2 separate regions of the Homo sapiens genome follow, and region 1 is linked to region 2. Evidence: read pairs that join two places in POLR2A ChIA-PET (ENCODE). Cell type or tissue: GM12878. All regions are shown on one strand. Each heading gives the region's core, and the rest is flanking DNA. Links, peaks and the distances in the headings are about the cores only. Region 1 has its middle 58 kb from the start of BACH1-IT2. Region 2 overlaps LOC105369299 (a long non-coding RNA gene).

Region 1 (5,388 bases), core at 173-5,172, 140 kb before region 2:
ATTAGTGTAATGCCTCTTTGTAATGACCAAAATAACAAGTTTATTGAGGCACAGATAGGTAGTTGCATGTTTATGGATTTACAGTGTAACAGAAAGGACCCAGAGCTATTAAAAATCCCTAGACATGTGCCCCAATGCCTGGAAGCCCACAAGGAGCTATTCATTTCTGTTGATTTTTCATACTTCTGAGTGATACATATTAAAAACCCTCAAGATTGTCTGCTACTGGGAAACTCACATAACTTTCTTGAGCATTGGTTTTAATATTATTTTTTACAATATTGGAAAATAGACCTTTAAGCTACCCCCAAGTTATAAATGCAATGGGAATGATGCTCAGATAGGCAAAAATAACAACAATGACTATTCATCCATTCTAGGATGCCCATCAAAGGCCATCACAAGCAGCCAAACAATCAGTTCTCTTTTTCAGGAAATGGAGCAAGGTATCTGCATCCCATCCTTCTTCTGCAGGAAAGAAGGACAGCTAAATTTCCATATCAAACCAGGAGGAACTTGATATTATATTCCTTTTTGTTTTGTTTTGTTTTGAGACTGATTCTCTCTGTCACTCAGACTAGAGTGCAGTGGCATGATCTCGGCTCACTGCAACCTCCGCCTCCCAGGTTCAAGCAATTCTCCTGCCTCAATCTCCCAAGTAGCTGGGATTACAGGCACCTGCCACCATGCCTGGTTAATTTTTATATTTTTAATAGAGACGGGGTTTCACCATGTTGGTCAGGCTGATCTTGAGCTCCTGACCTCAGGTGATCTGCCTAACTTGGCCTCCCAAACTGCTGGGATTACAGTGATACTATAGTCTAGGATCTACCACTGAGTGAATTCCACAGTCAGCATCAACATGATTATCACAGTATCTTTCAGAAATCAGAGAATTGGAAACAGATTTCCAAGAGTATTATTCCTAGGAGAGGTAAATTTTAAAAGAATAAGGTTGGCAGGGAAAGGATCAATGGCAGACCAAAAACCAGAGAGGTGAGATTTGGAGAGAAACCTTTGGATATCCACAGGACATCAAAATGGTGTTAGGAGACGATAATACACGGGACCAAAAAGGGAAAGGCTTTGAAAGAGGAGCTAAGGCAGTGCTACTTTTCCATTCCTCTAACTGCTGGATTATTTTCTTTCATGTGTGCTATAATTTGAGGTTTTCATGTGGACTCCACCCCTTCTCAGGTAGTTTTCGTCTGAAAGGTATACTTTATGTAAGCGGCATTTCTCCTGTCCTTCAATAATAGCATTTATCTGTTAACCACTCAGCTCCGTGGTAGGCTCTCACAGTGGGATCTCATCAAACACACAATTACCCACTCCAGCTGCCATGAATGTGGCATTAATTTCTGACTCTCTGAGACAAAAATTAGATTGTGTTCCAAGTTCTTAGGACTGTAACACCGAACAAAATAACTGAAGTGAGTCTCAATCAATTTAGAGGTTTATTTTGCCAAAGTTAAGGATGCATCCAGGAAAGAGAGACACAAGTCCCAGAAGGATCTGTGGCCCATATTTTTTCCAAAGAGGACTTTGAGAGCTTCAATATTTAAAGTGAAAAAAGTGGGCCGTGGGAAAAGGGGAGAGAAAAAGAGGGAGGATACAGTCACATTCTTGTGATGCTTTGATTAGGCTCACTGAATACTCACATGGAAAGGAGGGGGTAGAGGGAATAGTCAATTAGGTATTCATCTCACATTCAGTAAATCTGCACTTTACATAAGATAAAGTAAACATAGAGTAGAGGAGGAAGTCAAATATGCATTCATCTCAGGGTGGATAGGAATGATTTCCAGTCTCCTCTTGTACCATACTGTGAAGATAAGCTGTTCACTTACATTGTCAGAGTGAGAGAAGCCCCCTGAAGAGACATGTGGCCTTCTACCCTATAACTATTTGTTTAGGAACTCAAGCAAAGGTAGTTTGCTATTGTTGTTGTTGTTGTTGTTGTTTGTGTGTGTGTGTGTGTGTGTGTGTGTGTGTGTGTGTGTGTGTGTGTTCTGCATGACTCAACTTAACTTTTCCTTTTTGGCTTAGTGAATTGGGAGTACTGAGATATTATTTCCTTGCACAGGAATTTACCTGATATCGCTAAGTGACTGATTCCTTGGCAATCATGGAATTTTACATTAAGGCTGAATTTTTAATTAATAGCCCGTGGAACCTCCCTGGGACCCATAGTCATTTTTACGATACGCCAAAATTAACTGCGACCACCTGTCCAACTCTTGCCATGTGCTCAGAGACCAAAGGGCAGACGACTTTGCCAACCAAGCGCGCACATTCCTCAGCTGCCTGTCTGAGGCTTCATTACTGACTTACTGAGAGATAAAAGCTTTTGTCTTCAGCATCTCCCCTGCCAGGTTGGTGATAAATTTACTAGTGCAAATTACCATCCAGGACAATGCTGCAATTCCATTTTGCCAGAGGCAGCTGATTTTCTTTTTAAAGGTGAACCAGCTCCTAGTTCCTGAAAACAACTTTTTCTCCTCACACTCAGCTTTCACACATTTGCAGAAACTATTATTAAGGGATTCTTTTTTCTCACTCTTGAAGTCTATTACAAGGCAATTGCTGAATACAGAGTATATCCAGTTTCCAAAACTGAAAATAAGAGAAGATTGGTGCTCCTGGCCCTCAGAACCATTCTTTTACCCTTTTTGGCACCCTCCCTCTGAGTATAGCTCATACCCTCTGTAATGGCTTTTTTGATGTCAACCCAGCTAAGCTGTAGTCCCCAGGTATTCAAACACTAATCTACTTGTTGCTTTGAAAGGATTTTGCAGATTTAAAGTCCCTGTTCAGTTGACTTTAATTAAGGGAGATTATCCTGGACAACCTGGGTGGGCCTGGCTTAATCAGTTGGAAAGCAGGCCCGAGCCTTCCTGGAGAGACGGAATTCCACCTGCAGACAACAATTTTGTACTGTGTGGTGGAGGTCATTACTCCCTACTGGTCCTACTTCTCTGGGCAAATGCTAAGTGACACACCTTCGTACTATAACACACACAAGCCCGCTGGGAACATCTTTCTGGTGACCCCTGCTTTGGACTTCCCTTTCTCTCTTCCTTCACTCAAATTTTCTTTGTATGCCACAGTGATGATATTCCTTGGTAAACAAAAAGCTAGGACCTGTGACCTAAGGATAGATGTCTTTTATTGTTCTGTGAACATGTTTAAATGAACTATCTTATCAGAGTATAGATATTAAATTCTGTTTATGCATATGATGGCCCAAATTTATTGGAAGGAAAAAATTACTTGAAATTGGTATACCCAGGATAATTTGTGGCATATGATCACCACAACTGTACCCAAATCAATAAACTTCCCATTAGAAATGAATATTATCCCATTTATGCTAAGGTGTTAAAGGTCTTGAGATTGGACTTTTACGCCATACGAACATAAACACTTAAGTGTAATACATATCATAATGTATTTTTATTTTTACAGAATTCTTCAAAAGTTATTACTGCATAAATCAGTATTTCTGATATTGTGGTTCTCTGACCAGCAACATAAGCATTAAAAACTTATTAAAGATAAAAATTTAAATTTTCATGCCCCACCCAAGACTTGATGAATCAGATGAATCTCTGCAGGGGGTGAGGGGCAGGGGTTCCAGCAATCTGTGTTTTAACAAACCCTCCAGGCAAGTCTGATGTCATCTAAAGTTTGAGAACTACTTTCTTAATCTGAGAAAATCACAGTACTGGGAACACATGGGCTAATTTTGAATGACAGATTTGTGGACAGTTAATGAGTTAAGGTATTAAAAAAAAACCTGGAAATTGTTTGTAAAAACAACCATCAAAAATGAATTAATTAGGAGAATACTGGCATCTACCACCAACTTAGCAAGTTTAACACGTTGGAATGTAGGTGAACAGGCAGCCCCAGCACCAGCCCCAATGTTTATAAAACTTCCTTCTAGAGCACAGCCACTAGCAACTCAGTTTTCATCTCCCAATAGTTACTTCGTCTCAACTCAAACTATGAAATTTCAGATATTTGAAACTAGACGGGCTTAGCCTAAGTCAGGGATTCATCACTATAACTTGACAGGGTCACAGAGTAGGAACACAACCATGAAAACTTTTCATCCATGGGTCAAAACTGTTACAGGGAGTTAGACAGGCATGAGCGGGGCAAGAGAGGGCTCTCCCCTACCCACTGGGAATATCGGATGATGGTTGTGCAATTATCACATTGCCTCTCTAAAAGTGATCAATTGGCAGCCAGTGCCAGGAAGAGGCCATTTCCTGATGGTCCACACCTGTTGCATTAAAGTGTTAGTTGAATGCAGGTTCCAGGGAGAAGCAAAAAGGGGCTTCCAATAAAATCTCAGGTATAGGGCAAGTAAGCCTGGGCATGCACATTAAGCGACAAAATGGCGGAGTATGACCTTCCGGGGACACTCCACCGGAAAAGGGAAGAAAGCCTCAGATGGGCATGCACACAACTTCCTAAACACACTACCGCGTGCTCACCTCTGAGCATAAGGAAGGCACTGCACATGGGGGCGGCCCACCCTAAGGGAAGAACCATGGGCAAGGGACCAGCCTAAAAAGTCCTAAGATCAAGGTTAAATACTGCACTTGACCTCAGTGCCCACTTGAGTCTCTTCCTAAAGTATTTTCCTTTCTTTCCTGTTCTAAAGCCTTTTTACATAAACTTCCACTCCTCCTCTGAAACTTGCCCGTCTCTTTTTCTCTCTTACGCCCCTCGGTTGAATTCTTTCTAATGAGAAGGCAGGTATTGAGGTCGCTGTAGACACGTACAGATTCGTCACCAATAACTCAGATACCGTTCACCTTTCACTCTAAAGAGGAAGAAAGCCTATAAGCTAATCAGCCACCCAAAACTATAACTACCCGGAGCCATCCTGGACTTACCTCGATGCTCCTATGCTGCATACTACAGGTGGCTATGCTTCCTCAGCATGACACCAGATTATGCTACTCCCATTCATCCTTCCTGGATCATTTAAAATGTCGTCTCCGCCGGCCATGACCCTTTCAGTCTGGGCTGGCCACAATTTCTCATGCTCTTATAGCACTGATGTGGACTTCACATCCGCTTTTATTTTCTTCAAACCCTGCCTTTGCCTCCATTCCCTTGCCGTATCATTCCATCAGACTCTGCTTGAGAGTTTCTAACAAATACAAATATCTTTAGAATTTAAGGTCTGAAAAAAAGGAGATTTCAGTATGTTCAAACGAAAAGGCTTGAGCACATTAGTAAACTCAGTAGACAAAGGAGTTCTAATCTCTGGGCAAAATTGGAATCGGCAATGTATTTGGAAAAAAAAGTGTGAAGTGCAGCTCTGAAAAGTTACCCTTTCCTTCAGAAACTGAGAATGATGTGTACATA
Region 2 (5,388 bases), core at 247-5,246:
TACTGAAGCATGTGGTCTTCAAGCTTATGGCATGTAGTAGGGACAGGACGAAAAATGAAACTGGAGAATGAAATGAAACCGAGTCAGTATGAGAAGGGCCTCATGCACAGCACCTGGAGTTTGGACTTCATCCCGTGGTCTGCAATAAGTGAGTAGAGGTTTCTAAGTCATGTGGTTATTTTTAAAAGCTAATTCTAGTATTGAGAAGGAATGGGAGTGGAAACAGATAGTAGGTTGAATGAAGGAATGAATGCAGTAAAATGCTCAGTGAAAGATGTGGCACTTTTTGTTTTCAGTATTCTCTTGCTTTGAACCAAAACCACTTAGAATGTATTTCTTTTAAAACCTGTATGTCAGTGTAAATATTCACAAACAACTGTATGTTCTGACCTATGTCTTCTGGACTTCCAGAGTTAGCATTAACATTATTAGCTGCCAGGCCAACAAAACCTTGAGTAATCCTGCAATACTCGGAATCAAGAAAAGTGGCTACATCATGGTCAACTTTGAAGAACATCAGCCTCAAGATCTTTTATACTAACTCATATGTTTATTAAAATCTATTACTAAAACAGATTTTTAAAAATTATCTTGAGGTTATAATGAGACATAGTGCTTCTACCTAATTCCTATTGGGAAAAAAAAATGTTGAGATTTGGGGACCAAGAAAAAAAATTCTGATCGCTTTTTTTTTTTTTTTTTTTGAGATGGTGTCTCTCTCTGTCACGCAGGCTTGGAGTGCAGTGGCATGATTTTGTCTCACTGCAACCTCTGCCTCCCGGGTTCAAGTGATTCTCCTGCCCCAGCCTCCTGAGTAGCTGGAATTTCAGGCACCCACCACCAAGCCCAGCTAATTTTTGTATTTTTAGTAGAGACAAGGTTTCACCATGTTGGCCAGGCTGATCTCAAACTCCTGACCTCAAATGATCCACCTGCCTTGGCCTCCCAGAGTGCTGGGACTACAGGCATGAGCCACCGCTCCCAGCTGATTGCTTTCAATTAGTATTGATAATAGTTTGAAACTGGGACAAGTAGCCTAGTCTTGGCAGTCTTTCTGCTCCTTAGCTCAGCTAGGTCCAAGTTCTTGTCTCACAACCAGGAAAAACTAGGCACACAGACACCGGAAAGTGAGTGGAGTGGAATTGATTAAGCAAAAGGAAAGCTCTCAGCAAAGAGCGAATGCTGGGAGCAGTTCCCCTACCCGAAAGTGGGAAAATCCCCTCTCATGTGGCTGAGCCTGGGGCTTTTATGCACTCAGAATGGGGAGTGCATGCTGATTGGTTTGTGAGTTTGCAAAAAAAGGTTAAAGCAAAGACACCACTCAAAGGCAGGCACGACAGTGTAGAAAACCAATTAGAAAGGGTAAGTATACGTAAAATAGGTGAAGGGTGGAGATCAGAGGAAAGCGTGCCAAACAGGAAGACAAGTTCTCAATCTAGTCTGAAAATTTAACTTGTAGTTTGGCTTTCAGGCTTTAAACTGTCTTCAGCTTGGAGGTGGGGTTTCACCGGGGACCTGCCTCTATCTGCCTAGGCGTTTGACTGTCTTCTGTTGCTGTCACTAGTAGCACAATATAAAGATTTTGTGCTACTGTTTCACAGTGATTTGCAATTAGTGCTTTTTTTTGTCATGTAGTTTTGTTTTTAGTGCATTATTCTTTAGGAGAATTTATCCGTGAAGCTTGGGTATCACAGCTTACTGCTATGTCCTTGATTTATACTTCTCATTGACTGTGAGAAGTGATGGCTAGTTTTCCTGCTGTGAGCAGGTTTGGTGATATACAATACCATTCGCAAGATGTTATATATGTGCATTGTCACATTTCTTTCAAAAATGATATTTCCAATTTTTCCAAACATTCATATCTTCTTTCTGGCCATCATACTGATTTTATTACCAAAATAAAATCTTATCATTAACTCTGAAAACAATTTAAATAACTATAAGCCATAGTTAGGGAATGATTTTTAATAAAACCTAGATACAAACACCATCATTTTCTCCTCTAATAGCAGGTTGTCTTGCCTGACTCTCAAAAATGAGGGAGCTAAATCATACAGATAGGTGACATGTTCATGGCTATAAGGAACACCATAGCATAATATTTGGACAGTAAGACATAATACATATCCTGAAAAAACTTTGATGTGTAGTCAGTGTAACCCTTGTCCCCTGTCCTCCTCCCTAACCTCAGGAAAGATCCACACTTCCACATTTATTCCCTACCCACCTTTGGTTTTGAATCCTCATTTCCACAGATGCAGCATGACATCTGTAACCCCTACAAATCTGCATACCCCTCCAGCCTTCCCAGAACTTCATTCCCTCCATCTTCATTGCCTTAGCTCCTTTTGTCTTTAAGTATTCACTCACTAAGTCAAGAAAATATTGGAGGGGGGGTGGGGCAAAACAACTAGGCTTTAAAGGTGGGGGATTACCCAGATCAACACAAGTCTCCCACTTGAACAACTGCTCTTTGACACCTGTACCCTGAGATGTGACTATGGATTAAAGTCATAGCACCCCTGCCTCCAGGTTGGAAAGTTTTATGGAAAATGAACATATTTTATTAGAAGACAATGAGAACTTCCTGGAGCAGATGAGTAAACACACCCTCATGTTTACCTGATAACTGAAATCAAAGATGAGGTGTAGCCTCTGGTTTGAAATGTTACAAAGTGTAAAATTAAGATAAAGGCAGAAAAATGAAAAGGAAATAGCCAGTTTTGAAGCAGAAGAACTCAGTGGGACAGGGGCCAAATCAGTGAAAGAGGTGCTGCTCAGATACCAGATTTAATGACAACCAAAGTGGCCCAAATATCCAAAAAAAATTGCGCTTCTGAAAACCAGTAGGAGGTTGCAGTGGACTAAAGATGGCCACAAAATTTTTATCGTTTTCCCCGTCAAGAATGGGAGTTTATTTTTCATCATCTTGAATCTGGCCCTGTGACTGCATCACCAAGAAGACACTGCAGAAGTGATGCTCTGCCAGTTCTGGTTCTAGTCTTTTAGAAGACTGTTAGCCTCTACTTCCTCTTTCTTCAAATGAGCTCTCTTGGGACACCCTCTCTCAGAACCAAACCACCATGCATGGGGCATGTGTGGCCTCTTCACTCAGGAGCCCCAGCAGAGCAACCAGCCAGTACTGAGCATCAAGTGCCAGTCATGTGAATGAGCCATCTAGGATGTTCTTTGGTCAAGTCTATACAAAAGAACTTACCAGCTGAGCCCAGCCAACACATAGAATTATGAAATAGTAAAATGATTATTGTTTAAAGTCATGAAATTTTGCAGTTTTTTTAATATAGCAATAGATAACCAAAATCAAGATTAAATAAAATATCAGATGATTAAAATGGAGCATGAAAATGGAGTTAACTTTGTAAGAAGAACCACAACCCCAATGATCATGACTTAGAGGAAAGTTCAGTAAATAAAACAGAAAATATTGAAAAAGGCTGTTTCATTTTAAACCTGTGTCAAGCTCCTAGACCTAAAATGACACTTGAAATTGTCCTCCATTAGAATTCATTGTGCTACAGATTTTCTCTCATTCTGTTACATATATTTATTTAATGAAGTAGAGAAATTCTTCTCTCATAAGCTAATGCTGCAAGGTGTTTTTATATGTATTATATGTATATGTACATACATATATTTTTTATATTAACATAACAGTTTATAATAAATGTTTAAGTGTTTTATAATAATATTTATACATTTATCACCATATATACACACACACAAATATATGTATACACACACATATACATACATATAAATGTCTGGGGATAGAAAGTGAGACCCTCAGAATCTTGGATGTAGCCTGACTGCTCTGCACCCAACTGGGGAGGAGTGAGGGGAGAAGAAAGTAGAGTTCCAGCCAGAAAGGTGACAGAAGACTGCCCAAAGCTTCATGTAACCAATCCCTCAAGCCTGCGGAAAAGTTACTAAATGTTTGGTGCCAGTGCCTTCCTGCAGAGTCAGTGATGCTTATGCTTGGTACTGAATCAGAGACAGCACCTTCAACCATAGTCACACGTCTGCAAAAGACAGAAAAATCCAGTCTGATAGCTTTGTTCTATGTATTTGTTCGTGTTTACACCAAGGATTGTAGCCTGCAGCTCCTGATCTTTTATTCTGAAACGTTCTGGAAGTAGTAAAGGCTACTCTATAACATACTTGTTTTAATAAATGTATTCTCCATTTTTTAATGCAAAACTGGCACAACCAAGAGAGGTGCCATATTTTGACTCATATTTTTACTTCACCTCTTCATATAACACTTCATTCAGTGTCCTCAATCAGGTTCTCATTCAGGTTCTCAATAGAGGCCAATTTTGCACCCCCCACCCCCTGCAGCAGGAGATATTGTTATGGGGTGGGTGGTTCTAGCCTCTAGGAGGTAGAGGCCAGAGATGCTGCCAAACATTCTACAATGCACAGGACAGTACCCATGGATAAAATACTTTGTGAATAAGGATACGTTATTCGCCATTCAGAACAAATAATTATCTCGCCCAAGTTTCCACAGAGCCAAGGCTGAGAAACCCTGACCTAAAGATATTCATGCCCCAATATGAGAAATGTGCGTATACATTAAAAGAAAGTGTAAAGGAATAAAGGAACAAAGTGGAAATCAAAAAATGGAATCAGGAAAGAAGCTAAAACATACATATTGCAAAACATGTATCTTTGATAAAGATGAGCTACAGATTTGTCTATAGCTTCCTGGCATCTGGGTAAAAAGATAAGCCAGATAATTCAATCATGAGCTAACTGAGGTCTGAGTGGCCACCATGAGAAGAAGTACTGAACTCCTAGAGGAGAGACCGTAGACACAGGTTGTCATCATAACAGCCTATTCCCTGGACTGAGGTGCCATACATAGGGATCACTTTGGAAAGGGAGGAAAATGATTCACCTGGACTGAGGTGCCATACATAGGGAGCACTTTGGAAAGGGAGGAAAATGATTCATCTTTGAATAAGAACTACTGGATCAGAGGAGAGAGATGGTTATTAGCATGAAGAGATAGAACAGTCAATTGATTAGGGGTGCTGGGTTTTCAGCCTTGATCGCTCCAGATTCCCTCTCCAGCCTCCTCCACACTTCTCTGTACCCTAGGAGGCAGGCCTTTTAGGATGGTATTCATGGATTCCCCATGCTCCCTCACTTCTGGTTGATACGGATAACGGCAGATGTCTACAGGAACTCAGCTGTCTACCTGCCAGGCCAAGGGTTGGCTATGGCTGTATTCCTCTACCAAAGTCCCCAGCTCCTGCCAGGCCACCTTCACCTACAGCTAAAGCCAAAGCAACATCACTCTAAGGGTAGTGGTATCTCCCTACTTTGGTTAGCCCTAGGGTGCATCACCCCTTTGGTGGG

What was found. Peaks named below come from ENCODE experiments on the same cell type or tissue, not always from the same donor. Only the 100,000 strongest peaks of a DNase experiment are listed, where the experiment ranks them.
Region 1: POLR2A ChIA-PET joins it to region 2 with 6 read pairs; 6 of 35 experiments call an interaction of 5 or more read pairs at or near these places.

The regions. Positions count from the first base shown.
Region 1 is chr21:29,427,709-29,433,096 of GRCh38, reverse strand. No RefSeq gene overlaps it. Among named protein-coding and RNA genes, the nearest start is that of BACH1-IT2, 58 kb to the right of the region's middle. In GM12878, for the core only: no CTCF peak of the experiment used is centred there; no DNase peak of the experiment used is centred there.
Region 2 is chr21:29,291,366-29,296,753 of GRCh38, reverse strand. LOC105369299 (a long non-coding RNA gene) reads left to right here. Exons shown (of 2, transcript XR_937652.3): 1 at 1-148; 2 at 412-576. Among named protein-coding and RNA genes, the nearest start is that of BACH1, 4.9 kb to the left of the region's middle. In GM12878, for the core only: no CTCF peak of the experiment used is centred there; DNase peaks (open chromatin) are centred at 1,243 and 3,073; H3K27ac peaks cover 941 bases.